Linked DNA regions of Homo sapiens: region 2 is linked to region 1. The links are chromatin loops, found by intact Hi-C in ENCODE. Cell type or tissue: Calu3. All regions are shown on one strand. Each heading gives the region's core, and the rest is flanking DNA. Links, peaks and the distances in the headings are about the cores only. Region 1 overlaps POT1-AS1 (POT1 antisense RNA 1). Region 2 overlaps POT1 (protection of telomeres 1).

The links. A loop is a pair of places that touch in the nucleus more often than their neighbours do. Peaks named below come from ENCODE experiments on the same cell type or tissue, not always from the same donor. Only the 100,000 strongest peaks of a DNase experiment are listed, where the experiment ranks them.
Region 2: it touches region 1 in a loop (3-fold over the local background); 6 of 110 quality-filtered maps call a loop at or near these places.

The regions. Positions count from the first base shown.
Region 1 is chr7:124,983,366-125,001,149 of GRCh38, forward strand. The region is part of intron 2 of POT1-AS1 (POT1 antisense RNA 1); the gene reads left to right. Among named protein-coding and RNA genes, the nearest start is that of POT1-AS1, 62 kb to the left of the region's middle. In Calu3, for the core only: no CTCF peak of the experiment used is centred there; a DNase peak (open chromatin) is centred at 9,576.
Region 2 is chr7:124,851,808-124,859,807 of GRCh38, forward strand. POT1 (protection of telomeres 1) reads right to left here. Exons shown (of 19, transcript NM_015450.3): 9 at 7,150-7,305; 10 at 1,165-1,331; 11 at 65-144. Among named protein-coding and RNA genes, the nearest start is that of LINC03043, 65 kb to the left of the region's middle. In Calu3, for the core only: a CTCF peak has its summit at 4,656 (motif pointing left); no DNase peak of the experiment used is centred there.

The sequences.
Region 1 (17,784 bases), core at 4,896-12,895:
TGAGATGGGTTTCCTGAAGACAGCACACTGATGGGTCTTGACTCTTTATCCAATTTGCCAGTCTATGTCTTTTAATTGGAGCATTTAGTCCATTTACATTTAAAGTTAATATTATTATGTGTGAATTTGATCCTGTCATTATGATGTTAGCTGGTTATTTTGCTTGTTAGTTGATGCAGTTTCTTCCTAGTCTCGATGGTCTTTACATTTTGGCATGATTTTGCAGCGGCTGGTACCAGTTGTTCCTTTCCATGTTTAGCGCTTCCTTCAGGAGCTCTTGTAGGGCAGGCCTGGTGGTGACAAAATCTCTCAGCATTTGCTTGTCTGTAAAGTATTTTATTTCTCCTTCACTTATGAAGCTTAGTTTGGCTGGATATGAAATTCTGGGTTGCAAATTCTTTTCTTTAAGAATGTTGAATATTGGCCCCCACTCTCTTCTGGCTTGTAGGGTTTCTGCCGAGAGATCCACTGTTAGTCTGATGGGCTTCCCTTTGAGGGTAACCCGACCTTTCTCTCTGGCTGCCCTTAACATTTTTTCCTTCATTTCAACTTTGGTGAATCTGACAATTGTGTCTTGGAGTTGCTGTTCTCGAGGAGTATCTTTGTGGCGTTCTCTGTACTTCCTGAATCTGAATGTTGGCCTGCCTTGCTAGATTGGGGAAGTTCTCCTGGATAATATCCTGCAGAGTGTTTTCCAACTTGGTTCCATTCTCCCCGTCACTTTCAGGTACACCAGTCAGACATAGATTTGGTCTTTTCACATAGTCCCATATTTCTTGGAGGCTTTGCTCGTTTCTTTTTATTCTTTTTTCTCTAAACTTCCCTTCTCACTTCATTTCATTCATTTCATCTTCCATCGCTGATACCCTTTCTTCCAGTTGATCACATTGGCTCCTGAGGCCTCTGCATTCTTCACGTAGTTCTCGAGCCTTGATTTTCAGCTCCATCAGCTCCTTTAAGCACTTCTCTGTATTGGTTACTCTAGTTATACATTCTTCTAATTTTTTTTCAAAGTTTTCAACTGCTTTGCCTTTGGTTTGAATGTCCTCCCATAGCTCGGAGTAATTTGATCGTCTGAAGCCTTCTTCTCTCAGCTCGTCAAAATCATTCTCCATCCAGCTTTGTTCCGTTGCTGGTGAGGAACCGCATTCCTTTGGAGGAGGAGAGGCGCTCTGCTTTTTAGAGTTTCCAGTTTTTCTACTCTGTTTTTTCCCCATCTTTGTGGTTTTATCTACTTTTGGTCTTTGATGATGGTGATGTACAGATGGGTTTTCGGTGTGGATGTCCTTTCTGTTTGTTAGTTTTCCTTCTAACAGACAGGACCCTCAGCTGCAGGTCTGTTGGGAGTACCCGGCCGTGTGAGGTGTCAGTGTGCCCCTGCTGGGGGCTGCCTCCCAGTTAGGCTGCTCGGGGGTCAGGGGTCAGGGACCCACTTGAAGAGGCAGTCTGCCCATTCTCAGATCTCCAGCTGCATGCTGGGAGAACCACTGCTCTCTTGAAAGCTGTCAGACAGGGATATTTAAGTCTGCAGAGGTTACTGCTGTCTTTTTGTTTGTCTGTGCCCTGCCCCCAGAGGTGGAGCCCACAGAGGCAGGCAGGCCTCCTTGAGCTGTGGTGGGCTCCACCCAGTTGGAGCTTCCCAGCTGCTTTGTTTACCTAAGCAAGCCTGAGCAATGGCGGGCGCCCCTCCCCCAGCCTCGCTGCCGCCTTGCAGTTTGATCTCAGACTGCTGTGCCAGCAATCAGCGAGACTCCATGGGCGTAGGACCCTCTGAGCCAGGTGCGGGATATAATCTCCTGGTGCGCCGTTTTTTAAGCCCATCGGAAAAGCGCAGTATTCAGGTGGGAGTGACCTGATTTTCCAGGTGCCGTCTGTCACCCCTTTCTTTGACTAGGAAAGGGAACTCCCTGACTCCTTGCGCTTCCCGAGTGAGGCAATGCCTCGCCCTGCTTCGGCTCGCACACAGTGCGTGCACCCACTGGCCTGCGCCCACTGTCTGGCACTCCCTAGTGAGATGAACTCGGTTCCTCAGATGGAAATGCAGAAATCAGCCATCTTCTGCGTCACTCACGCTGGGAGCTGTAGACCGGAGCTGTTCCTATTCGGCCATCTTGGCTCTTCCCCCCACTCCAATATACATATTAATAGAAGTTACCAATGTAGCATAGGAAAGGGACAATATTTGAAATTATAATAATTGAAAGCTTTTCCAGATTGATGAAAAATAACAATTCTTATAGCCTATAAGCAAAATAATTTCCAATCAAGATAATTAAAAATAAATTTATACCAATCATATTTAATTAAAACTGACAACAGGTTTTTTTGTTTATCTTAAAGACAAATAAGAGGGAGAATTTAGCCAGGAGAAAGGGAAAAAGGAGGAGAGAGAAAGGGAGTGAGAAAGGGATAGAAGGAGGAAAAGGCAGAGAGAGAAGGAGAAGTGGAGAGAGAGAGAGATTAACTACAGAGAAATAATATTTGGACTGCAGCAGATATCTCAAAATCAACAAGAAAAGTCAGAAAATAAAGAATAAATTATACACTCAAAATGCTTAGAGAAAGTAGGAGATCAAGAGTTCTATACACTGTTAAATAATTCTTCAAGAGTGAGGGGGAAGAGAAGATATATTCAAATAGGGCTTTTTGTTTCTCGGATTTTAAAAAGTCACTTAAATTACAATCAAGGATTTAATGTAGGAAGAAGAAAACTGTACTCAGAAGGTAGGATCAGGATCCATAAATGGGTGGTAAGAATGAGTATTGGTAAATATGTGGTAAACATGAAGTGAAATTACAAATAATGACCGTGCATGGTTTGAAAACAAAACAATTTTAGTATTAGAAATGAATTACATTGAAGAGGTTTCTAAGTTACTTTCCTTCTATGGAGTAGGGGTATAAAGATATTGATGAATATTAGACATTGTCAGGTTTGATTATACATATTAGAAATTTCAGGAAACCACTAAAAAAAGCTAGAAATATAATGTGAAACTTCCAATAATTTAGAGGGGAAAAAATAGAATAAAGACATTTGAGTTCAATAGACGGTAGCAAAAACAAAAGAATGTAAAACCTAAAAGTAAGGTGGCAGAAATAAAATACTAAGAATCATAGTAAGAGAAAATAGAATCAACTTAACAATTAAAACATGGAAATTCTATCATTGGATTACAAATTTTCAGCTATATGCAGTTTTAAAAGGCACATCTAAAACACAGTGACATGTTCGATTTGAAAGTAACAGAAGAAAAATGATGTACCTGACAAATATTAACAACAAGAAGCTCGAGTAAGTATATAACTCTCAGTGAGAACTGTTTAAGCAGAAAACATTACAGTATTAAGGATAAAGAGGGTCATTGCTTAATGGCAAATATGAAAAAAACTCAAGGGAGATACAATATAACAAGAGAACAGATAAGAAATTCATTTTCCTATTACTTATGCATGTTTAATTCTTAAAACGTTTAAAACCAAATTAGTCTTACTGAAACACACTTCCTTTTATTCTTTGACATCTCTCCTTGGAAGTTTAGAACACATTTCTCTCACTAAGCCTTCCAGTATCGATTTTTTTCCACCCCTTTTATAACCTCCTCTTTTGCTATTATGTGTTGTATTGCATATTGGGTTAAATGGGAACCCCCACAGGAGCTTTGTCTTTTATGTGTTTTAAAGTGCCATGTACCCTTACAACTATTATAAATAAATCATCATCATCATCTTGGGATGAAAGTAAAACATAAAAATGTCAACCGTTCAAACGAAAATGAGTTATCTTCCTCTCTTTAACTTTACCTTAGAGATGCATCTTATAAAATTCTAGAAACTTTTCTAACAAGTATACAGTTTAAGTTTAAAAAGAAAAAAAATGATGTTGTATCGGCTTAGGGTAAACAACCATTCTGGTTTGCCTGGTTTTAGCAGTGAATGCCCTATATCCCAGGAAAACCCTCAGTCCTAGGCAAGCTGGTTTGTTGGTTGCCCAATAATATCACTCTTCTTTTAAGACATCTAAAGCATATATATTTTATATCTTTTATAGCAAATTACATCTAAGAAAATGTTCAACCAAAAGGCAAAAAGTAGCCACAATGAAGAAAAATATTAACTTTTCTTAGTCAGAATCCTGTATTTCTATTAGAAAAGAAAATGTCTACTTTTATGTAGCCTAAGTATCTCTTTCAACTTCAATTGAATATAGGACATCTCATCAAGTTAAAAATTTGCAAAAAGGTAGAAAATGACTTTTTCTTCAAATTCATATTTGTCATTGAGCAGTCTCTGATCTTTCTGAAATTTTAAGTATCATAGAGAAAGTCACAATTCTTAATAGGTACTGAATTATCGGATGAGTTGAAGGAAATGAAGGAGTGGTGAAGCCAATCAGCAATTCCTAAAGCGATACTCCAAAAAGGTATCATAGCTTTGCATTTTCTATATTTAACGGCTAATTTTTAGCCAATGAAGTGGTTAAAATAGACTATGGAATGTACAGGTGAAGAGAACATGCATATTTAAATTATAATCTATTTCCATAAGCAAATTATAAAAACCTTTCTGCTCTCTGAATTATAAAGAAGTGTATTTTTCATATTTAATAACTTGTGAAATATAAATTTTCTCATTTGCTCAAGATGATTTTGGGAGGCTAATCATGCTTTCTCAAAATGTTCATCCATTCACAGAACTGTATACTAAGTGGTCTGCATTTCCAAAGAGGAATAAGACATGACCCAACCTTCAAGGGGCTCATGTTCTGTTAGACGTGAAAAGAAAACAAATGAGTTTATTAATGTAGAATAAAATACAATTGTATATAGAAGGTGCCATTATTATAATGAGAAAGAAATTAAGGTATAAAACAAACACTTGACAAAAGATATGGTGCTTGAATTATATATTGAATTCATTCAGTTTTTTGCTATGTACCATGCTCAGTACTAGCCATAAGTTGTAAAAATCAGAGGCTCCTAGCATCATGTAGAATACATTCTATTAAGAAAAAAAGACAATAAACATGTCACAAATAAATAAAATACAGTAATTACAGATGGTGGCAACTGTTATCAAAGAGATAAGTAGGTGATATGAGAGAGGCAACTGGAAGGAGTTGAGGGCTGTATAGGAGTTGTTCAGGCAAATGGGGTTACACTGGACAAGGGCATTCCAAGGGAAAGGATCCTTTTAAGCTGCCTGGTTCCCTTCTAAAGCACAGTTGGCACTTGACATAAATGGTCATGAACATCCTTGCACTGTTCTTGGGAACTGTCTTTGAGAGCAAATATTAACCATTACATCCACTACATTCTAATTTGTCCCTAATCTTTCATTTTTCACCCTTTTGACTTTACATCCTTTATTTCCCTGTGAGTCTTATTTGTTTAAAAGCATTTTTCTGCCTGCAACTTCTTTGGTTTTTTTTACTCTGACTCTTATTATTTTCCTATTATGGCCAGAGGTAAAGGGAGTCAGAGGGTAAGAGGTAAGTATCACAGAAGGCCAAGTCTTCTACAACTTCAGAAGTAACACCATGTAGAACAGGAAGAGCTAAAAAAAAAAATTAAAAATATATTTGGAGGGACCATGACATGATGGAAAGGGAAGGAAAGGAGAGGGTAGGGGAGGGGACACACCCAGGAACAATATTTTGCATCCTTCAATCTAATCAAGTCAACACTCAATATTAACCATCACATCTGAATAGCAGTGCTAAGAGATCCACAGTCTCACTGCTGTTTGTGGTTCTTTTAACTCTCTTCACTGCTAGTGTCTCAATTTATGGGGTAGGTGAGAAATCATATGGAGCTTGTTATTTTCTTTACATACTTTAAAAACCAGGTACATAATCTATTTAACATGAGATATCTTGGTTTGGTGCCCAATTATCCTTTCCTCTCATTTAGTGTTACACTAATTAGCTCAGCGCTATCATCCAACTGTCAGATCAGACTTAATTCAATTAATTTAATCTCCACCCAACACCCTTATATAAAAGTGAACAATAGCTTACTGACATTTTTTTCATCAATAATTTATCATAGTGATTGCTCTATATTCAGGTGTAATACTCCTTATCTTGGAAGCGAAAAAAGAAGTACATGCTCAGATATGCAAATACCAATTTTCTGATAAATTCTGGCAAAAAGTGAACTCACATTAGTAATAAACTATTTCTATAAATAATCATTTATAGATTCTATAAAAATCATTTTTATCATATAACTTTTGTGTGTCCGCAGGAATATTTCATTTTGACTTTCTGAATGAAGTAGGATACTTTAGGTATATAAGATTTTTTTCCATCAAACTCAAAATTATTTTTAATGCATTTTCACTGGGCATTTAATACTATAACTATTTGCCCCGAATATTTCTTTATATGATATTTTAAATTTACATGTGACTAATCTGTGACATGATAGTTTAGTAGCCAATTAAATTTTGAAAGTTGCTGTTCTTTTAACAGTGGAAGGAACAGGCATAAGAGAAACATTCTGTACTAAGCAATTATGTGTGGGATGTATTTAAGAATATATAAAGTTATTGCTCTCAATGCAATTTTACTTCCATGTTCTGGAAAATTATTAATGTATCTGTGGAAAAAGAGATTCATATTTTAAAATACTATCAAAGTTTTCCACTATTTGGTATGAATTTGTTCCCAAACATGCCCCAGTTCTCTTAGTGTATGTGGACATTTGCCAGGAAAATAGGTAAGAATGACTACTAAGATGACTACTATTTTGGTCCAGAGAGGAATGGGATTTGTTTATCTCTCAATGTTCTTTCTCTGTGTTTGGACAATTCTTGGCTTTTCTTGATTTACATAAATGTGCACCCAGGATTGGCTTCATGTAAAGAGAATGTAGAAGTCTCGCTAGTAGTTATTGTTTAAAGGTATTACCTCTGGTCCTGGCTTAAAGCTCTATAACTGGGAGAGCAGACCTTTGTATCTCAATGGGAATAAAGTGAAAGCATGTGACAATGGGATAGACAGAGGAAGAGGACCAGTGTACCTGAGATGAGGAGGCTGGTTGTTCATGAATGAAGAACTTCATATCTACTCTAGATTTTTACTTTTAAAATTGATGTGTAGCTTTTACAAACTTTGACAAGATTTCTTACTATTGATATTAAAAAGGATAAAATATACTAATAAAGAAAACTTTAGATCTTCATGCCAGAAAACAATATCCTGTCCTAAAGTACAACTTCTGGAAGATAAATTATAGAAGTTTAGATTTAAAAGATTTACCATTTCTTATTCCAATATGATCTGATTGTTATGGGGGAATGGAAAAAAGGTGATTATCACTCTGGATAGATAAGAAAGTGCAAATCTAAGACGAATATTAGGTGAATATAGTTTAGTGATATAACTTATAGTTCCTGGCTACATTGTTTATAATAGAGTAAAAAAATGGCAATGCCCCAAATGTTCAATTGCAAGGTATCTGTTACAGGTACCTTGGTATTAGTTAGACATTAAGAAATACACAATTATTTAGAAAATGTTTAAAGTATATTTAATGAAGGAATCAAGTTATAAAAGAGTAATCTATAGATACATTATAAATATATTATGTAGGTGACCTGATGATGTGCCACACACATTCCCTCTTCAAGGATTAGACTTGCTGCCCAGCTATAGCAAGTATGGTGAGCAGACAGCTTCCAGCTGTCATTTTCTTCATGGTCTGCCTCGGCTGCAGAGAGAGCTGCTTTGCCTGACTTTACTCCCTGGATCACTCAATGATTGACACAGGTCAGGGTATAAATGTTTAGCTATTTGGGACTGACCTAGGATACTCTGAAGGGTAGCAATCACTGTAGAGCTCCTTGTTGGGCTGGCTGAGACTTTGTTAGGCCTGACAAAGTTTGACTTCTTTCTCTACCCAAACGTGTATTTTCTTTCCCTTCCACAGATTAAGCCCCGAAAAACATCTTGTATCCCAAACTCCATCTGAGCATCTACTTCTAGAGAACCTATTTGTGGTACACAGAATAATGGCCCCTCAAAGTTGTCCACATCTGAATTTCAGAAACCTGTAAATATGTTACCTGACATGGCAAAAAGGATTTTTCAGATGTGACTAAATTAAGAATCTTGATATGTGAATATTATCATGAATTATCTGGTGGCCCCAATGTAGTTATAAGGGTTCTTCTTAGAGGGAGAGAGAAGTTTCAGAGTCAGAAAAGTAGATATAGCAAAAGAAGAAGGGGTCAGAGTCAGAGAGAGATTTAAAGATGTTAATCTACCAGGTTCTTGTTTTGGTTTTTAAAATAAATTTTATTGTGTGTATTTATTTGTTATACAACAAATACAACAACATGTATACAACATGATGTTATGGGATACATATAGGTAGTAAAATCATTACTATAGTGAGGCAAGTTAACATATACATCATCTCACATAGTTATCCTTCAATTAATTAATTAATTTTTTTGTGGCAAGAGCAGGTTAAATCTACTTATTTTGCAGATGGAGGAAGAGGCCAGGAGCTAAGGAATCCAGGCCATCTCTAGAAGATGGAAAAGACAAGGAAGCAGAGTCATCCCTAGAGGGATCCAGAGGGAACATGGCCCTGCTGACAACTTAATTTCAGTCGAGTGAAACTTATTTGGGACTTCTGACTTCAGAACTGTAAAATTATAAATTTGTCTTGTCTTAAACCACTAAATAGATTTGTTACAGAGAAAATAGGAAACTAATTCACCGTCCAACAGCACATTTTGTTCAATCTGATATCATTTTGGTTAAAAATGTTTTTCACAGGAAAAAATACTGGGAGAATATACATTGAAGGATGTATAATATTTATTACTGGGTAAGATTTTGCTCATGTCGTTTTCTAGATTATCTATAATAAATGTATTTTTCTACAACAAATAAATTTGTAAAGAAGGAAGTGAATGGTTTCCATGAACTTTGGTCAAAATACTCAAAAGTAATGATGGAATATATGTACTCTATATCTTTTCTAAAGGAAAACTGAGAGAACACTATTAATTATCATGATAGAATAATCCTTTAGAGAGAGAACATGAGATCAGATTAGCTCAAATGGATGAAATAGCAACACGGTACATGCTGAATTAAGTTATTTATAAACATTGTTTATTTAGATTGTTCCTGTATTGATGGTGGTATTCACTTTGTTGTCATTCTCTCTTTTCTTTTTTCACTGTTAACAATGCTACGATAAATATCCTTGCACTGAGATCTTTATCTACTCTCTCCTTAACACTTTTAGGATAGATTCTTAAGAGATTAATTCTGCCTAAATAATTTATATGTTTTAATTTCTAATAAGCGTCATCAGATTGCTCTTCAAAGGTGCCATTACTATTCAAATTTCCAGTAGTAATGCATAGGAATACCCAGTCCCCACAGTGCCCTTTTAGATTTTTATAGATTGACACAAATGACATGACTAGGGCTTAGGGACCAGCCAGAAACTTGCTGCAAAGGTGACTTGAAACTTAACCCAAGATTGTTGGCTAAGAAGGTTTATATGTTCTCTGTTTCTGATCAAGGTTGATCCTGAGATCAGGAGTTTGGGCTGCGACTGCTGGGAACTAGCCTGAGTCATACACTGGGCCAACATTCCAGTGTTATCTTCAGTTAGTTTCCTTAGTCATACTCCAACCACATTGAGACATACTCTCCTTGTCCTTTAATTGTTTATAATTTAATTTTCTTCTGCTTGAAATTTTGTCCATTATAAGCTATTTTCATATTTGTGAGAAAATGAAATCACAGAATTTCAAAATTTTGGGGACGAAGATATACAACCTTCCACCAAATCCAGTTTTCTGGTAAGCATTTACTGCTCTTATCCTTTAAGATCTAAACTTAAAACTGTATTTTCTCGGAAGCCTTTCCTCATTCTTTCAGCTGCTGTCATTCTTGCCTCTATTCAAATCTATGATGCTTCATTTGCACTTTTTGTTTTTTTGGCAATTTATTACAGTAAGTACTTTGAAATTTAGTGGTCTAGCCTGTTTGTGTAGCTAGAAAGGAATACTTGAGGCTGGGTAATTTATGAAGAAAAAAGGTTTATTTGGCTTACAGTTCTGCAGGCTGTACAGGAAGGATGGCATCAGCATCTGCTTCTAGTGAGGGCTTCTGGAAGCTTCGACTCAGGATAGAAGTTGAAGGGGAGCTGGCATGTAGAGATCACATGGTGGAAAGTAAGAGAGAAGGAAAAAGAATAGGGAGGGAGGTGGCAGACTTTTAAACAATTAGATCTCTGGGAACTATTAGAACTGAGGAGAACTCACTCATTACCACTGAGATGGGACTAAACCATTCATGAGGGATTTGCCCCATGACCCAAACACCTTACACTAGGTCCCACCTTCAACATCGGGGATCAATTTAGATGTGAGATGGAGGGGACAATTGTCCAAACTATGTAAGTTTGTTATTTTTCCTAAAACAGTATCTTATAATAAATAGGAATATAAGTGTGTGTTAAAATATAAGCCTGTTAATTTTACAAATGTGAAACGATTTGCAGTTATGGCAAACAAACAAAACAACTGAATCTCATTAGTATGCATGAGATTCAGGCTTTGAGAAGTTTTCTTTGATGAAAAACAAAGGCAGAGAAAGCCATCATAACTATATCCTGCAGAAGCAGGGGTACATTTATCTGGTCAGAAATTGCAATAATTTTTAATTGTTGTAAATTTTTGCTAGCAAATTAGATTTGCCAGCATAGGCTATAACAATTTGTTATAGGTTGAATTGTGTCCCTCAAAAAGATATGTCAAATCTTAATTTTCAGTACCATAATGTTACATTTTTGTAAATAGGGTTATTGCAGATGTAATTAAGTTGAGCTTGGGTTCCACTAGAGTAAGGCAGGCTCTTAATTTAATATAATTGGTGTTCTTATAAGAAAGAATAGACATAGAGACAGAGATGCACAGGGATAACACCATGTAATGACAGAGGGAGAGACTGCAGTGACACACCTACAGGCAAAGGAACATCAAGGGCTGCCAATATCTTAGTCCATTTTCTGTTGCTTATAAAAATATCAGAAACTAGATAATTTATTTTAAAAAAGGATTCAATTTCTTAAAAATAGGGAGGCTATTTTCACAGTATTGATTCTTCCTATCCATGAGCACAGAATGTTTTTCCATTTGTTTGTGTCTTCTCTTATTTCCTTGAGCAGTGATTTGTAGTTCTCCTTGAAGAGGCCCTTTACATTGCTTGTAAGTTGTATTCCTAGGTATTTTATTCTCTTAGTAGCAATTGTGAATGGGAGCTCATTCATGATTTGGCTCTTTGTTTGTCTGTTATTGGTGTATAGGAATGCTTGTTATTTTTGCACTTTGATTTTGTATCCTGAGACTTTGCTGAGGGTGCTTATCAGCTTAAGGAGATTTTGGGCTGAGACAATAGGGTTTTCTAAATATACAATCATGTCATCTGCAAACAGAGACAATTTGACTTCCTCTCTTCCTATTTGAATACCGTTTATACTGCCCAAAGTAATTTATAGATTCAATGCTATCCCCATCAAGCTACCACTGACTTTCTTCACAGACTTGGAAAAAACTACTTTAAACTTCATATGGAACCAAAAAAGAGCCTGCATAGCCAAGACAGTCCTAAGCAAAAAGAAGAAAGCTGCAGGCATCACACTACCTGACATCAAACTATACTACAAGGCGACAGTAACCAAAGCAGCATAGTTCTGGTACGAAAACAGATATATAGACCAATGGAACAGAACAGAGCCCTCAGAAATAACACCACACATCTACAACCATCTGATCTTTGACAAACCTGACACAAACAAGCAATGGGGAAAAGATTCCCTATTTAATAAATGGTGTTGGAAAAACTGGCTAGCCCTATGCAGAAAACTGAAACTGGACCCCTTCCTTACACCTTACACAAAAATCAACTCAAGATGGATTAAAGACTTAAATGTAAGACCTAAAACCATAAAAATCCTAGAAGAAAACTTGGGCAATACCATTCAAGACATAGGCATGGGCAAAGACTTCATGTCTAAAACACCAAAAGCAATGGCAACAAAAGCCAAAAATTGACAAATGGGACCTCATTAAACTAAAGAGCTTCTGCACAGCAAAAGAAACTATCATCAGAATGAACAGGCAACCTACAGAATGGGGGAAAATGTTTGCAATCTATTCATCTGACAAAGGGCTAATATCAGAGTCTACAAAGAACTTAAACACATTTACAAGAAAAAAAAACCATCAAAAAGTGGGTGAAGGATATGAACAGACACTTCTCAAAAGAAGACATTTATGCAGCCAACAAACATATGAATAAAAGCTCATTATCACTGGTCATTAGAGGAATGCAGATCAAAAGCTCAATGAGATACCATCTCTCACCAGTTAGATGGCTATTATTAATAAGTCAGGAAACAACAGTTGCTGGAGAGGATGCAGAGAAAAAGAACACTTTTACACTCTTGATGGGAGTGTAAATCAGTTCAACCATTGTGGAAGACAGTGTGGCAATTCCTCAAGGATCTAGAACTAGAAATACCATTTGACCCAGCAATTCCATTACTAGGTATATACCCAAAGGGTTATAAATCATTCTACTATAAAGACACATGCACACATATGTTTATTGTTGCACTATTCACAATAGCAAAGACTTGGAACCAACCGAAATGTCCATCAGTGATAGACTGGATAAAGAAAATGTGGCACATATACACCATGGAATACTATGCAGCCATAAAAAGGGATGAGTTCATGTCTTGCAGGGACATGGATGAAGCTGGAAACCATCATTCTTGGTAAACTATCACAAGAACAGAAAACCAAATACCACGTGTTCTCACTCATAAGTGGGAGTTGAACAATGAGAACGCATGGACACAGGCAGGGGAACGTCACACACTGGGGCCTGTCAGCGGGTGGGGGGTGTTAGGAGAGGGTTAGCATTAGGAGAAATATCTAATACAGGTGATGGGTTGATGGGTGCAGCAAACCACCATGGCATATGTATACCTATGTAATGAAACTGCACATTCTGCATGTGTACCCCAGAATTTAAAGCAAAAAAAAAAAAAAAAAGGCTAAAAAGTCCGGGCTGGGTGCTGTGGCTTACGCCTGTTATCCCAGCACTTTGGGAGGCTGAGGCAAGCAGATCACCTGAGGTTGGGAGCTCAAGATCAGCCTGGCCAATGTGGTGAAACCTTGTCTCTACTAAAACTACAAAAATTAGCCAGGCGTGATAGCGCGCACCTGTAATCCCAGATACTCAAGAGGCTGAGGCAGCGGAATCGCTTGAACCCAGGAGGTGGAGGTTGCAGTGAGCCGACATTAGGCCACTGCACTGCAGTCTGGGTGATAGAGGGGGACTCTGTCTCAAAAAAAAAAAAAAAAAAAACCCAGCATTGGGGGACTGCATCTTGTGAGAGTCTTCTTGCTAGTGGGGATTCTTTGTAGATTCCTAAGACAGCTCAGGGCATCATACGGTGAGGGGGCCGAACATGCTAATGTGTTTGCTCAGGTCTCTATTCCTCTTTTTATAATGCCACCAGTTTCACTTCCTTGAAAATCCATTAATACATTAACCCATTAATACATTAATCCTTGAACAGATTAATTCATTCATGAGGGCAGAGCCCTTATGACCAATTACCTCCTCAAGGCTCCACAACTCTATACTGCCACCTTGGGGATTAAGTTTTGACGTGAGCTTTGGAGGGAACAAACATTCAAACCATAGCAGCCAGCAACCACCAGAAGCTAGGAGAAAAGCGCAGAATCAGTTCTCTCCCTCCAGGGGAAACCAACCCTGTCAACACCTTAATTTTGGACTTACAGGATTCAGAACTGTGAGAGATTAAATTTGGCTTTTGAGGTCCTCCAGTTTCTAGTAATTTGTTACACAGCCTGGAATTCTGATACACCATTGTTCTCCATTATCCATTTATCTCAGTAAAAGTTTTAAATTCAACGCCTTTAAAAAGCTGGGTTGCAACTGGTATTTGAGAAAAGTTGAGAAGGTGAAACTATTATTTATGACTGCCTCTTCCAGCAGTGAGGAGAGAAGCCCCCTGAAGAGCCATGAGGAAAGTAGAACACAGACAAGTGTAGTATGTCCAGGCAAGAGGTGTATACAATGCCAGGTAGGAAAATAAGAGAGATAAAGCAGGGCATGAAGTCTAAGGTTCATGTAAATAATCAGCAACCAGGTGAACTAAAAAAATTGAAGCAGAAGTAAGATGTGGGTTGGTTAAAAGTATGGGTGAATCAGAGCTCTTCATCATTTAAGGAGCAAGTCAAAGTAACATGAGAATAGAAACTCAGAGTCAGAGTAATGAAGAAAGGAAAGGAATAACCCTGAAGCTGATGCTGTTTGCTCCCCTATACCCTCCCTTCCTTTATTCCTGTCTCAGATATTTCAGTTGTGAATAACTTTTGCCTAGAGGCCTATATGTTCTAGAGTCTAAAAACAAATAGCTGACTACTGTGGAGTCAACAGAATAGGGTGCACACACAATTTTCTGGCAGAGGTATTTCTTATATTGATCACTTAAACCAGTCTCTTCATAAAATATTAACATTACAAGCCTTGGTTAGAGTATGTTAACTGCTAAGAGCCTGTGGTGAGACCTGAGTTCGTGTTGGACTATAACTTCAACATAATGCATTTTTTAAAAAATCAGTAAACACAAAGATACTTTTCCTTTTAACTACATAGGAAAATTCAGAATATCATTGTAGAACACCCTACAGTTATTGTACAGTAAATAAGTACTTCTCATTTTATTCTGGCATCTGAAACTATACCTACATGTACATATATATATACACACACATAAATACATATATATAAACATGTAACAATTTCTCATGTCTCTAACTTTAGTTTTCAGCATTGAGAGTATAGTCAGTGTGATGTTTTTACCAGAGACTGTTGTAATCCCAAATGAAAAGGAAATATGTGGTGCTATTGTGGATGAATACAGGCTGCTATAGTTGAGCATCAGAAAATAAATATACAGGGTGAGTTTAAGAAGAATTTTTAAGAGATATATTACTGCCCTAGAATAATGCTTGAGTGCTCATTTTCCAGTGTCAAAGTAGACATATGGCAGAAGATTCCAGAGAACATTTTTCCTATTTATATAAAATGGGATAAAGGATATTTAAATATAGCATTATCTAAGATTTCCTAATCTATTTATTCATTTAGTTACATTCTACAAATCTTCCAGATATAAATGTGATACAAAGAGACTCATATATTGTCTATACTCTAGGGCTATATATAGGGAAAAGACAGATATATGCATTCAACTGTAATTTATGGCAGAATGTGATGAGTCAATTATAGATTCAAAGCAAGATATGTATGTACAGATAAGAGCATAATTCTCTGTAAGTAATCAGAGGAATTTTCTTGGAAGAGAAGGGATTTGAATAATTGAACTGAGCCTTACAATTTAGGTAAGGTTTTGCTCCTCAAAGCTACAGAGAGAGTTTCATCAATGCCCCCTAGTCAATAAATCTATTGATCAGGTGAGTAGTCAGTCTAGTGTGGCTAGAGTATAGGGAACAGAGAGATAAGAGAGGAGAGGCACATGAGGTCAAGATCAAGGTCATAAAGGACCCTGGAATGCCAAAGCTAAAGTTTAGGTTTTTTTTTTTTTTTGAGACATGGTCTTGCTCTGTTGCCCAGGCTGGAGTGCAGTAGGGCAATCATGGCACACTGCAGCCTCAACCTCCTGGGTTCAGAAGATCCTCCCACCCAAGCCTCCTGAGTAGGTAGGTGTGGGAGTTCAATCAGGGTTGTGGGAAAAATTGTAGAAAGATGCAAACCTTCTTGGGAGGCTGGAAGGTTTTATAATAGTTTCAGTAAAAGATTTGGCTGAAGGCAGCTGAATTCTCTTAAAAGCTTAGGGTGTAGATATAAGGAATGTAGGGGAGTATATCTAAATAGCATGTTTACTCATGTGGTCCTAAGACTGACCTTTGATCATTTGAGGGTGACACTGCTCTCTCCAGGGGAGGGTGACCAGATTAATTACCCACAGGTGTATTGACCCAAAGCCTTTGTCATTTAATCTATACTAAATAAATGCAAACTTCACCGGCTTATCAGCACACACTGTGGACTCAGGCAGCAGAGACCCTTAGCTGTGCTGACAGGCGAAATATCTGTGTCAGTGTAAGTCTTTCATTCATCTCTGGGTCAGGGTCTGCAGGTCGGACCTGGCAGCTGGGACTATAGGCATGCATCAACATGCCCAGCTAATTCTTAAATATTCTGTAAAGATGAGGTCTCACTATGTTGCCTAGACTGGTCTCAAACTACTGACTTAAAGTGATTCTATCTCCTTGACCTTCCAAAGTGCTGGGATTACATGCATGAACCACCACACCTGTCTCAAAGCTAAAGTAGCTGGATGACATTCCTTAGGAAACATCAAGTCAATAAAAAATTTTCATGGGTGATACAGTTATTTTTTTTTAAATCATGTTCTCCTCAATATGTCTACAATACAACTGTTTCTTTGTCTCATTACCCAGATGACTGATTATGAGTTTTGGTCTGCTTTCAGAGAGTTATCCTTCTTTCCCTATTTCTTGATAGCTTTTCTTTTCAGATTCTAACTTTTGACATTTGAAATATGAGCCTCTGAACTACAGTGTCTGTATTGAATTATTTGGTAAAGTCATAAATGTATTATTTAGTCAAGTCATAAACTTGAATTTGTATACGTCAGGAATTTGTTTTAAATCTTAGTTTTTTAAAAAGCTTACCATATATAAAAATTTTGGCACTAGTGTCACCACTGTTCTTATAACATTAACTAAATTCTTCAAAATCAATCTGACTCATTTTTTACTTTAACCTAATTTCTAGTATGAGATCCACAGAGATCACTCAGCTGCCATCAAAATGTGATATAGGAATAAGATAACTGAATTGACATGTATTCCTTAGAGTAACTCTATCCACCATTTCTTTCTCCAAAAGAGTTTTGATAGCTTGTCAAACATTTTATTATGAAGAGTCATTATGTGACTGACTTCACCAAACTCCCTATCAGTACACATCCAATCAGGCTTAAAATAGAATTAGTGTTTTCCCAATTGTTTCTAGTGTTGTGAATAAGAATTGTTCACCTCAAGATATTCTGAGAGGTAACATGGTACAGTGGATTGAGGAACAAAGAGAAAGTTTTGAATCTAGACATCTATTTTTCATCATAGAATTTTCAGATAAATTTAGAGGATTTGACTTCACTTCTTTCTATAATATATTCTCTTGTCTAGGTCCTAAGCTTCCCTGATGGTATTTGGCATCTGTTTTTAAGAAAAGGATGAAGGCCGGTCACATTGGCTCACGACTGTAATCCCAGCACTTTGGGAGGCCCAGGCGGGCAGAGGACTTGAGGGCCTAAACCCGGCCAACATGACGAAACCCCATCTCTACTAAAAATACAAAACTTAGCCAGGCGTGGCAGTGCTCACCAGCTACTTGGGAGGTTGAGGCACAAGAATTGCTTGAACCCAGGAGGCAGAGGTTGCAGTGAGCTGAGATTGTGCCACTGCACTGTACTCCAGCCTGAGCAACAGAGCATCCAAGAGGATGCTGATGCTCTTGGTAAGATATTTATTGGACAAATACCTTATTTGTTCTCTCCTGCAGTTTTAAGTTCTTGCATCATGATTCCTATTACAGCTCCAAATTAAACAGAATTCCTCTTCACTTTTGTTAAACTGCTTGTCACACTTTGTCTT
Region 2 (8,000 bases), core at 1-8,000, 140 kb before region 1:
TTATGTTGATAAAACTATTTTATTTAGCAAGAACTAAACTGTCAATGTTAAAGATTATCCTTACTTGGAAAGCTGTCGTCAGGTTCTGATTGACAGATAACATCTGAATGCTGATTGGCTGTCAAATTTGCAGATTCTAAATCCCTATAATTGAAAGAATACAATTTCAAATTGCATAAAACAAAGTCAATATAGTAAATTTAGCTCTACCCACAAAATCCAGAAATTCATTGAAATTGTATATAAAATTTTGTATGTATATGCATTCTTCAGTAAAGGATCTATTGCTTTCATCAGATTTTCCGGGGGTTCAAATTAAAAATCTGAGTTTAGAAAGATACAAGTGAAACAGCAGAATGATGAAATAATACAAACAAAAATAAACTGGGAATTTAATGGATAGCATTCTGAGTCAGAACAATCTAACTCTAGATTCAAGAAGCTAAATATGATATTAAAAATCAGTGAAATTGATATAAAAGTAATAAAACAGAAGCTAATTTAATGTCACACTAATTCCAATGAATTAAAATGTAGACAAAAGTTATTTAAATTTAATGAACAGTATGTTTTCTCTTTGAAGATATGAAGATTTTTTAAATTTCTAGAATATTGACCAAAATGCTTCTGCACACAATACTCACTAGGAATACCTTGGGAAAAGCAGATCTAAATATATAGCAGGTCTAAGATACTATTTACTTTCTGGCACATGTAAAAATTTTAAAAAGTTTAAAAGAGAGTGATACACCAAAACATGTGTTATCTATTTAATCAGTGGCACTTCAGAAATACATTTTTTTCATGAGAGAATTAAATATTTTTGGAATCTTAGATATGTATCAAATTTTCCAAACTTTAGCTAAGGTCTAGTTTCCCCTGTTTGTTGCTGTACTTGGAGAGTGTGGTAAATGATAGAAGAGAAGCATGAGTGTAAAAGCCAGATTCAAACTGTTGGAAAACTTCAACTATAACCCTGGCTCTGCTACTACTTAGCTCTATGAGCCTATAATCATTTGATTTGTTTCATTTGGCTCATCTATTTAAAAACATGGCAAATGGCACAAAAGGCTAGGGAACTATCAGAAGCCCCAGGAACAATATTATCTTAGAAATCGGCTTAATCGATACCTTATTTACATTTTCTAAATACTAAAAGCTTACTTTTTCAGTTGATCCACATCAGAGTTACTTTCTGGCAAGACCCTGATTCCCCGACCGTAACTGGTACCTCCATGAAGATGAAACTCTAAACTTAACATTGTCTGATTCTCTGAATTCATTGATTGAAGTTTGGTATGAAGGCTATAGATTCTAAGAAAGCTTCCAACCTAAAAAATAGATCATTTGTTATTTAGAAAGTGGGGAAAAATTAAAATACTTCTGATATTTAAAACTTTAATAACCAATATGGGGCCAATGAGGGCACTGACCAGTCAGGAAATATACTAAAGTATCTGCAAAGTATGCTATACGAGTGTGGTTGAATATCAGCTGCATGGACACTACATCAAAACTAAATATATGGACATGTGCATGCATATGCGTGTGTGCACACACATACATATACACACACATTCAACTGTAAGAGATATTTCCATTTCAGATCTATTAAAATGTGAAAAAATATTGTGTCTTAGCATCAATAAAATATAATGGTTAAGAAACCCATTACCTAAACGGAATTCAAGCCCTCTATTTGACTAAGGTTTCTGAAAATGCCTTGCTTTAACTAGTTTAAGGATTAATTAAATATGATCCTGAAGATACTGTCATTACAAGAATGCTAAGAAGAAATTTTAAATATGGTACTACCGAAAAATAATAAACATCTTCCATCTTACAAGTTCTATGGAAAGAAAACTTCTGCATTTGTGCCTGTACCACCACAGTGTGAAACACTCCTTGAGTTCAAACGTAAGAGTTAACTAATTAGAGTTTTGAATTAAATGTTCTATAGTTAATCTCAGATGTTTTGCTAAACTTAGTCTACAAATGTCTTTAATTATAGACCACTGAGATTTTTCTTTTAATGGAGATTTCAAATGAGAGAGATGCAGAATGCTATTCAAAGATATTGACACCTACCTAAAAGAAGCTATATAACCTAAATCACATTTATATTTATGAAGAAAGATTTAGAAGCAAAAGGAGTTACAAACAAGGAAATTTAATTCATTTGTATAAATATAGCACTCCTGACTACTGGATGACTATAGGGATACCACTTTTTTTCCCCTACAAGTTCAGGATTGAATAACAGACATCTTACATAACAAAAAAACTATATAGGTTAAATATTCTTTATCTGAAATACTTGAAAACAGAAGTGTTTCAGATTTCAGATATTTACAGATTTTGGAATATCTGCATATATATAATGAGCTATCTTAGAGATGAGACCCAAGTCTAAAAACGAAATTCATTTATGTTTCACATATATGTTATACACATCACCTGAAAGTAATTTTCTATAATATTTTCAATAATTTTGTGCATGACACAAAATTTTTGTACACTGAATAATTGGAAAGCAAAGGGTTCACTCGCATACTGGCACTCAAAAAGATCTGCATTTAGGAGAATTCTGGACTTTTAGATTATGGAGGCTCAATCCTATAAAAGGAAACGTTTAAAAAAAAAAGATGAGTAGCAAATCAACTTTCCAATTCTGCTTATTGTAGCTTCTCTTAATTATATTTCCCCTCATTACTCTTTATTTCTGATGGAGGATATAAGCAAAGGAGGTAAGGAGAAAACCCACACTCCCAGGTGCTACTCCTTCATTCCCAAGGATCTTTTTTCCCAACCAATCAAGGGTTTTATAAGGAGCAGACAAAATACAAGCCTTTCCTTTGACCTCTTTCACTTACATCTATATCATAACCAGGGAGTAGTATAAAGAAAGTTAAAGAAGAAAAGAACAAAAAGAAAAAAGAAAAAAATAATTTTCCTCATAGTCTTCAAAGTGAGACATTGGAAAAAACATAAAATTTTCTAGTTTTATCTCATTCTTTTTGACTGGATTATTTTGTGATTCTTTTAAAATATGTGTGTGTATATGTATATATAAATATATTAGTATAGCACATGTATGTATGATCTACAAAAGATTTGAAAGAAGGCCTAAACACATGGAGAAAGATATTCACATACAAAAGGCTTTGATATTACAAAAATGATAATTTCCTCCAAATTAAACTTTAAATTTTATGCAATTCAATCAAAATTCCCAGAAGCTTTCATGGAATCTGAAAAGCTAATCCAAAAACTTATACGAAAGAGAACAGTCAAATCAATTTTAAAGAATATGAGAGGGGGGCTTTACCCTATCAAAAAATACATAAAGAAAAAGGATAATAAACATAGGTATACGTACAAACCTACATATGGAGACACAGAGAGGAGAGCAAAAAAAAAAAAAAAAAAAAAAAAACCAGAGCAGGCAGGAGCTCAAAGAAGGTTCGATGTGTAGAGTTTTATTTCCTAAAATTTAAAAGTGTCTGAAATAAATGTGGCAAAACATTTAAAAAATAAGGTGAACACACGGGTGTTTATTATACTATCTTGTCTACTACAGTATTTTTTAACATAACAAAATTTCGAGGCCAAGATATAAGTTATTCACATAAAGATAAGTTGTTATTATCAAAAATTCCTTATGGAGGCAGCATTGTATTTTTTCAAAAGCTTGACTAAAAATACTATGAAATGTGCCAGATGCTCTATTATAAAAAAACAAGTATTGGTTAATCTTGTCAGTATTAAGATTCCAAAAATACAAATGAAACATCAACCAAAAAATTATAAAAATACAGTTTAAAAAACAACTATAGAAGTCTATTTAAATACTAAAAAAAAACTAGAAACACTAAAAAAAAAAGCAAAGTAAATATGGCTAGTAAGAAATGACTATCCCTTTAGAAATAATCAAACGATTTGTCATAAACGGTCAAGAATTTCCCTTTAGGTTTATTATTTTTAATTCCCTGAATATGTCTCAAAATAGCCAACCAAATCACAGCTGTTGAACTATTGAAGGCCAAAACATAATTATGACCACGTATATTTTATAATTAACAATTGTGTCTGGATAAGAGTAGGGATTTAGAAAGTAAAGCTTTAGTTTCCAGACAAAAGATTTGAAATCTCAGTTTATGTGACTGGGTCTGTGTAAAATGTTTAAGGGAATGATATAACAAAAAGTGAGATTCAGAAAATAGTTAAGGGCAATTCGGGCTCTAAAATACATTGCTTGTAGATGTTGATTATATTATATTCTATAATTGCATTATACTGTCCTCTTTACTAAAATAAAAACACATTTTTTCCTGTTTCTATACAACAAAAGTCTTTCGTACTGGTTCCAGGTATTTTGACACAAAAACGTAATTTTAAACAGTTGTCTTGAAAGTACCAAGAAGAATTCATTTATATCAATGTCACGTGAGTGAAGAGTTCCTAAATTAAGAAGAAATGTTACAGAGGTTGTCAGAAAACAAATAAATGTGATGTCAATGTGTATTAAATAAAAATCTAAAGTTATATTACTTACACAGAGAAAAATCATTTTCATATTGCATTGCAGACAAATAATATAATGCTATTGATATCTTCACAGAAAACACAGTGCCATACATTTTCTTAATTATGTGTGCTCATATCACCCTCTAGTGGGCAAAATAAAGCAGAACATAAAAAAGGAGAAAAGAATCTGGAAAAAAAATCCACAGCATTCACTGATTCATTCATTCAGCAGCAGCTATTACTTACTTCATCCTCACTACAGGGAAAGCACTGCGATAGGTGCTGTTCAGGACTAAGACAAGAAAAGCAGGAAAAGCGGAAACAGAAAGACCTACATTGGAAGACCTGTTTGGAAGCAGTATAGGGAAAGAGAAGGGAATAAAATGGCGAAGGAAGGTATGCAGAGTGTGGAACTGAGGTGAATCTAAAATGTAAATTCATTTTATTTATGAAAGAACTCTATGAAAAAACCTCCAGAACTGAACTTATCATATATTTAATTTTGAAATAAACTAATCAATGTAGATAATATCTTTCAGGGAAATAATGTCAAAAATATATCTTCAACAGTCAGTGTTTTCTGATATGTCACAGATGTATGTGCATACATATATACACACAGAGGACAAAAAAGTACAGTCACTATCTTCCTGGACCCTGGATTTAATCTAATTTATTGATTTGAGTTGAGTAAACTTACTTGGTTTGTTGTTGTTTTGTTTTCTAATTACTATTTTTTCTGTAACCCAGAACAGTATTGATGGTGAACTTATTTGTGATACAATGTAGAATGGATATATTTGCTACTCCATGGCCACTGATTTATAAAGGGAAATTGGGCATTGAAATTCAGATCTTCACTCTTACTGTTTTCTTTTAATTTCCTATAAGTAGGCTAGAAGATATTTGTGATGGAGATCACTTCCATTTAATGCTTTAAAAGATTAGCTCTGCAAAGAGACATTGTGGATTCAAACACTGGCTTCATCCAGATAGGGACAGGAGGCAGGGAAATTCTACGCAGAAGAGGGCAGGTCCCCAGCAAGGACCCTGCTCTCAAGCTGAAAAGCCTGATACCACGGCCCAAAGTGAGAACTTACATCCCTGTTTTCCTGCTCAAATGTTGCCTTTTCTAAAACCATCCATGGCCCACCCCACCTGACATCCTGTGCCCATAAAAACCCCAGGCTCAGCCGGCAGAGGGAAGAGAGGCAGCTGGCCATCAGACACTATGGCTGGATGTCAGAGAGAAGCAGCTTGACTTCAGAGGGACAGCTTGATGGTGTAACCTGGGAGAAGAATCTGGCCAGAGAGGGCCAGACTTCAAGGTAAGACTACCTTCCTGCTCCATCCTCTTTTCACTTCCCCTTCCCACTGAGCCACTTTCATCAGTAATGAAATCCCCTGAATTTACCATCTTCATTTTATTCTTGAGACCTCATTCCTCCTGGATGCTACACAAGAGCTCGGGTGCCACAAGTGTGGTGTGAGTCAGTCACAGCTACCCTGCACTAAGCTGTTAACACTTAAGCTGTCCATGGATGACAGAGCTAAAACAGTACTGTAACACTTCCTCTGGGGCTTCAGGGGTCACCAGCACCCTCTCAGATGCTGCTGTGGGGCCAGTACAGAGTTTGCTTCTGCCCGTGCCCAAAAGCCTTTGCCCTGGCTCCTGCACCTGCTCACCTGCATGCTCCCACTCCTGTGGTCTGAGTGAGTGGAGCTCTCCCCTGCCAGCACTGAAGCGGCTGCCTAGTTCCAGCACCTGTGCACTCCAGTTCCTGCCCGTGAAGGGGTCAGGGAAATACCCTGCTTCAATCCAACTAGCTGTGGAATCTTGAACCACTGATTTAACCTGAGTGCCTCATTTCACATTTGTAGAACGAGATGACTACCATCACCTGTCTTATAGGAGAGTACCAAATGCATATAAAGTGCCTAGCAAAAGTTACTCTTATTATTTACTGCATTATTATTTATCATACCATTCTTTACTACAAAAAGTACTTTCAAATAAAAGATATAATAGAGAAAAGAAATTCCCTACAATTTTTGTTAATAGTTAAGTACTGCCATATCTAAACTGTGCACCTTAATGTATTTCAGAAGACAGTATGCAAATTCTATAAATTACACAGTATACACACACCCAATTTATAATATTATAAACTTATAATATAAACTTGTAATATAAATATTACAATTATAACAAATTGTAATTTAACAATTTGTTAAACTAATGAACAAAAAGTTATCAGCTACATTCTATCAAACCAGTTTACCAAGCTTAGCATTTAAGTTAGCAATATTTTATATAGCCTTTTTCATTCTAAAGCAGTATTATCTCACACAACAAAATTTTTCTATACTATTTTCACAGTAAAATTATGTATACCTTTAAGACATTTAAGAAAGATTATTTTAAAAATTGCTCTAACCCATTAAGTTTATCTTTTAATAATTTATTGTAACATACATTTTACAACTTAAAAATCAAAGAAATAAATATAATTTCTAGACTGTATCACCTATACATGTAACCATATATAAAAAATTTACATGAGCAAAAATCACTATAATTTATAAAAACATAAAATAACATTTTTTCCTACTATACATCACCTTCAGAGATCTTGCCACATGAACATGGTTATCGTAGACTAAAATGTCTATTGTCAGATTTTGTAGCCGATGGATGTGACTTAAATCACCTTCAAGAACAAGGTCTTGTATTAAGACTCTCCAAGATGGAAATGGTGTCCTGGTGCCATCCCATACCTGCCATAAGAGAGTAGAGTAGTTTTATGATCCTTTTGAAAAAATGCTTGTGCTAAAAAGTTTTTTCCTGGAAACAGTATTTAAAAGTAATTAAACTTATGCCTCTGAATATTGGCACTATTTTAAATATGACATTATTTTCTGATTGTTAAAGAACTACATATGAAATATGGGTAATGTGGAAAATGTAGAAGAATGTAAAGGAGAAAAAGAGTCACACTGCCATAAGCTCAGACTAAATATTCCTGAGTCAAGTGCTTTATACAATAAAAACAAACCAAAATGATCTTGAAAAACACTCATATGTATTAAAATATTTTTGCACATAAATACAACTAGTAAAATTATGAATGCTCTAAAAATTATAATAGTAATACATTTGACATTAATCAAATTATTTTTATGAGATTCAGTCTCATTCTTAAATTAGTTGTAAAGCATTATTCTGATGTTTCCATACAAAGAAGTAAATGTTGTAAATTTGAATAATTTCCTTTATATGATGATTTTCTGGTTCACATTATGCTTTTTCTTCTCCAAACCGTATTACAGGTGAGACATACAAATTACCCACCAGCTCTGGCTATAAATGACGCCTGGTTATTTATATAAAAAAAAAAAACCATAAAACAAAACACACAAAAGATAAGGCCGCACCAATACTGTAGATATTAAAACAAATAGAATATATACAT